Regions from separate parts of the Homo sapiens genome. Here region 2 is linked to region 1. The links are chromatin loops, found by intact Hi-C in ENCODE. Cell type or tissue: heart left ventricle. All regions are shown on one strand. Region 1 overlaps KDM4C (lysine demethylase 4C). Region 2 overlaps KDM4C (lysine demethylase 4C).

Region 1 (2,500 bases):
CCTCTGTGGGCTGCACCCACTGTCCAACCAGTCCCAATGAGATGAACCAGGTATCTCAGTTGGAAATGCAGAGATCACCCGTCTTTTGCATCAATCACGCTGAGAGCTGCAGACGGGAGCTGTTCCTATTTGGCCATCTTCCAGACCTTTTATTTTTAAAAGAAACTTCTCTACCCCGAATGAAATCTTACTCAGAAACCTTATTTGTAAATAAAATCAAAGTTCTACTCTGAAGCCCTCATAGATCTCCCCCCTTGCAAGGACCCTGAAGACCTGCACCCCACAGAGCCATGGGGTTTAGTGTGACAGGCCTCACGTGTGGGTGCAATGCCCTCTGTCTGTCCCTGGCTTGGGCTGCTGGGCTTTATTGCCTCCTAGTGTCTCACACACATTAGGTGGTCAGTAAATAGGTTTTGAATTAGTGATTGAAACAATTTTGGGGACACCCACCAGCTTCTACTTTGGAGAGATCAGAGAAGCCTAAATATCAAACCTTTCAACTTCTTTTCATCAGCTCACATGCTTCTAGTCTCATTCTTGTTTAAATTTATACCCCACATAGTCATAGGAAGTTGCTGGCAAACTCAAAATGTGAAACAGCTGATGAATTGACACTATTTCTTTATGGATGAAAGTAGATGTTACAGAAATAAGCTCTTTTATGTTTTACTCCGAGCTACCTTAACTTCATTTGGAAAGTAGCTAAGGAGTAAATACTGAATTTTACATACTAAATAAAGTTATATGCTAATCAAAATATATGTCCTTCCAGCTGAATGACCTGGTGCAGGGTGAGAAAGGAGCTGTTATGGATGAGAATCGTGCCCCCTGGTTTTGGAGGTGGGGGAGGCACAGAATAACTTATCTTGTTACATAGTTGGTTTGTTATTTTTCTTCTTCTATAAGTAAAGAAAAAGAGTTCTGAAAGCAAGAAGATTGAGAAAGCAAACTGAAATGTCTTCTTGAGTTTGGCATGAAAGATTATGAATTTTATCTTTGTGGCTGATAGAGAGCAACATTAGGATACAGAGCAACGTTAGGAGGAGGCTGAGCAGTAAGTGGTTAGTTGAGGTCAGGCACTGCCAATGCTGGATTAAGATTTCCTGTGAGTGAAAGGTGAATTTACAATTAGTAATAAAAGATATCTAACTATCTCAGGCATTGTTTCCAAAAGGTTTTTGAAAAAAGAATTGTCACTTAGTAAAGTTCATCTATTCAGTTTGTTAATAAAACTATGTTTTTAGGATTAAACTGCTCGAATGCAATTTATGCTTGTCCAGTCCACGTTTCCATGTCCCTCAGCTCTCCTTGGTGATATGGTACCTAAAATTGCAAGTCAGGATTTATTTTGAGGGATTTTATTTTAAAGGTTAATAAAGTTCTGCTGAAGGGCAAATCTGTAAAATTAAGGACCTAAATGATAAAGAAGGGGAGGCCGTAACTCTCCTGCTTGAAAGTTGTTTGTGGTGGGTAAGAAAGTGCAGGGTACAGCCTCATGTATTTCCTGAGGCGTTGACTTGCCTCTGTTGGGATTCGAGAAGGACCCAATAAATAGCATGTCTCGCCCTGCCTGAGGAAAAGCGAGACAAAGGAGTCAGGATTTGGAGATGTAAAGTATCACCTTTATGAGTGATAAAGCAGATATTGAGGAGTGTGGCTTATATCTGTTGGCAAACAGGTTTCAAATACTGGACCCTGGAATTAGACAGGCTTACCTAGTGATGGGCCGTGCAGGAAAGTGCAGGCTCCTCTCCGTGGAAGGAGCAGAGCAGAGTGCAGGTTCTCTGTCTGCATGATGGCTCCAGAGAGAAAGGGAAGGAGCTGAGCTAGAGGTCACCAAACTTTCTTGGCTTGCAGGCACCCTTAGTACCTCAGCATGCTTTTTATAGTGCCTCTCAGTCAAAAGAAGTACCTAACAGTTCTATGTGTTAAGTAAATTAGGTCCAAATAACTCATCAGTATTAGTAAGCTAGGTGCCTCACAAGTGTCACCGTGCTTCTCTTGAATGTATCCCACAGGGTCCCTGTGAGTTTGCTGTAGCACTGCAGAGCACCATGGCACATAGTTTGGGAAATACAGTCTCCTTCAGAATTCAAAAATAAAATTAAGTCGTAACTAATCCTCTTGTAAAAGGCTAAGAGGGGGTGAAGATGAGCCAGATGTATTACCCAAGTGGAGATCCCTCCACATGGGAGACATCTTTAGCAGCAGGAGAAGCATATGCCACCTCCTGCCGCCACACTTACCCCAGCACCTGGGCTTCAGCTCAGAGGAATCCAGAGCTGATGCGACTCTCTAACCTCGGAGACTGACGCATGTAATCAGTTTGTACTCAGAAGCTATACCTTCCAGTGTTCTCGGTACCGCATAAATCTTGGGAAGGGAAATGGAGAGAAAGGTGATAACCCCATGGGAATACATTGAGTACATCTCCACAGCCTACCCTTTCAATTCCACATGCCCTGAGGTCAAGTCCTATGAGGGCCAAGGATAGACTTAC
Region 2 (2,500 bases), 75 kb before region 1:
ATATTTCTGTATTTTATAACTCCACTGGCCCTAATTATGAATTTCTGAGTTAGGCCAAACAGCATTTTTGTGTGTCCCCTCTCATATACAGTGATTGCCGCAACACCAGCATCGGAATAGTTATTACTCTGTTGAGTAAATATGCCGTCTGTCACAGAGGCAAGTAATCATCCACACTTTATGCTGTGTTTCTCAATGGGATCTTTTTTAGAAAGGTGAGGCTTGTGAGAAATGGGTGAGTCCACATTGGAATAGGCTTGCTCTAAGAGAGACGCCCACCCTCATTCTCAGTTCCAGTCCATCTGCTCCTCCTACCACACTGCCCTTAGGTAAGTGCTGTGCTGGGCACCACCCTGTTCAGCCTTTGATCCTGTCTGGATTGCCTTGAGTGTGTTCTCTGGCCTTTGATTTTCTCCTCAGATAACTGCTACGGGGTTACCAGCAGATTCCTGAGATCATGGACTATGCATGCAGGATCATCTGGCCGGGGTCTTCCAGCTGATACATACACACACCCATGTACCCTTTATAAAGACAGTTACAAGGACAGTTCTTTTCTATATCCCAACTCTCAAACATACTTTTTTCTAAAGTTGATCTGCCTGAGAGCCAGCCTGCAGTCTGCAGGGTCTCCTGTCCCCTCTCCTTCACAGAGTGGGGCAGACAGTTGGTCTTTCTGCCATCTATCTGTGATCCTCCATGCGTCTCTGAGCTCACCGTTGTACTCTGCCCTGTGGTTGAAGACCTCTGGCATGCCAGATGCAAAATACTGGCTCTCATAAAGCTGGAAAAGGGAATGAATCAAGTAGGTGGACAACAAGACTTTTTATTGCAACTTACGTGGCTCTTTTTTTTTTTTTCACTTTTGACAGAATTAAAGGAGTACCCAAATGATGTCAGCTGATACACAGTGATGGGTTCTGACCAGCGTGCGTTTAGGCATATAACTCAGAAAGAGTTCGCATATAACTCAGAAAGAGACATTACTGCAACAAAACCCCTCAAATCCCATTTAGTTTTTAATATGAAGGCTTTTTTTTTTGAAAAAAGAAAAATATAATTAAAATGACACAGAAACATGCCTTAACTCCAGCAGTCTGTAACATACATTCATAAAATAATTTTTAAAGGCTTCATCTATCTGAGATACATTTCCAATAAAAATATACTTTTTTCTTTAATAATTACCAATGTTATAGTACATGTGTAGCTTTGATCAGTTATAAACTGAAAATAAGTATAATAGCCAAACTAGAGGTTTTTTAAAACTTAGAGTCTTGTCATAGGAAATTTTTTAAAAAAATTAAACTTCAATTAATATGCATATTTTTGTTAAAGAGGATTATGGTACAGTGATAACTAAAAGAGTTTCAGGCATAAAATTATCTTACATTCAGTTAAAATTCTGGAGGGAAAGTGGAATAGGAGTAATATAAATTTAAAGGGAATAAGGAATGCTACAAAACGTGAAAGAAGAGCCTGTTCTTTTATTTGTTAAATGGATGATGGAGTTATCAAATGACAATGGTATTTAGAGATACATGTTTTATTTCTAAATGTCAATATTTAATCCACAAGAAGTATAGCTTCTACAATTATTTAAACTTATGATGAGAAATTTTGTGTCCACTTAAAATTGTGTGAGAGGGCACGTAGTTTTTCAAAATTCTATCTACATCCAGTTTATGGAGAACGCCGATTTGTAATCTTACAGTGATTTTTAAATGTGGCTTTGCACTAGAATTGCTTTGAGGTACTACTTATCAAAAATACAGATTTCTGGGCTCCCACTTAGATCTATGAATCAGAACTTCTGGTGGCGGGGCAGAGATGGACAGTGTCTTTAGCAGGATTCTCTGATTCCTCGTGATTTTGGTGCAACCAATCCTGAGAGCAGTGTTTGGCTCCCCCGTATCCACTTGCTTCTTCCTCCAGGCCTGGAGGCCCTGCTTTGTCTGCCTCGGAAGGACCCTTAAAGTGGGCAGGAGCCATGGGGCCAAAAGTACTCGTTGATATGAACCCTGGAATGGGACCTAGGAGAAATGCTGTTTTGTTCATTCACATTTAAGGGAGCATCACATTCTCTCTTTAATCCAGCTCTTGTTGTCTTATCCTAAAATGTGGCATTTTTAAACTCTCCTTTAAGAAATTACAGTTCTTTATTACATTTTTCTATACTAGTATTGACCCACAATCTGCTTAGGATCACTCAAAAACATTGATTTCAAAACTATTTGACTTCTAAAATTTGAGTCTGTTAAAATTCAGAAGTAGTCCATGATTTGTAGCCAGCTTTCTGGATCTTTTAATGATAAAATATTCCTTCAACATATGAGGGGTGGCTATTATTAGATAATATGCAATCGTCTGAAAGGTTTGTCTTAATGGATTACATTTGCTACATATTACAGGAGGTGCATTGTCTTCCTGTATTCCGTATGTGAGAGATTTGTCGCCATTTCCTGTGTCTCAACAAGATAAATGAACTAATTTAAAATAT

What was found. Hi-C counts contacts between places; a loop is a spot of excess contacts. Peaks named below come from ENCODE experiments on the same cell type or tissue, not always from the same donor. Only the 100,000 strongest peaks of a DNase experiment are listed, where the experiment ranks them.
Region 2: it touches region 1 in a loop (2.7-fold over the local background); 6 of 110 quality-filtered maps call a loop at or near these places.

Annotation. Positions count from the first base shown.
Region 1 is chr9:7,161,321-7,163,820 of GRCh38, forward strand. All of the region lies in intron 19 of KDM4C (lysine demethylase 4C), which reads left to right. Among named protein-coding and RNA genes, the nearest start is that of KDM4C, 400 kb to the left of the region's middle. In heart left ventricle, no CTCF peak of the experiment used is centred here; no DNase peak of the experiment used is centred here.
Region 2 is chr9:7,086,243-7,088,742 of GRCh38, forward strand. All of the region lies in intron 17 of KDM4C (lysine demethylase 4C), which reads left to right. Among named protein-coding and RNA genes, the nearest start is that of KDM4C, 330 kb to the left of the region's middle. In heart left ventricle, no CTCF peak of the experiment used is centred here; no DNase peak of the experiment used is centred here; H3K27ac peaks cover 803 bases.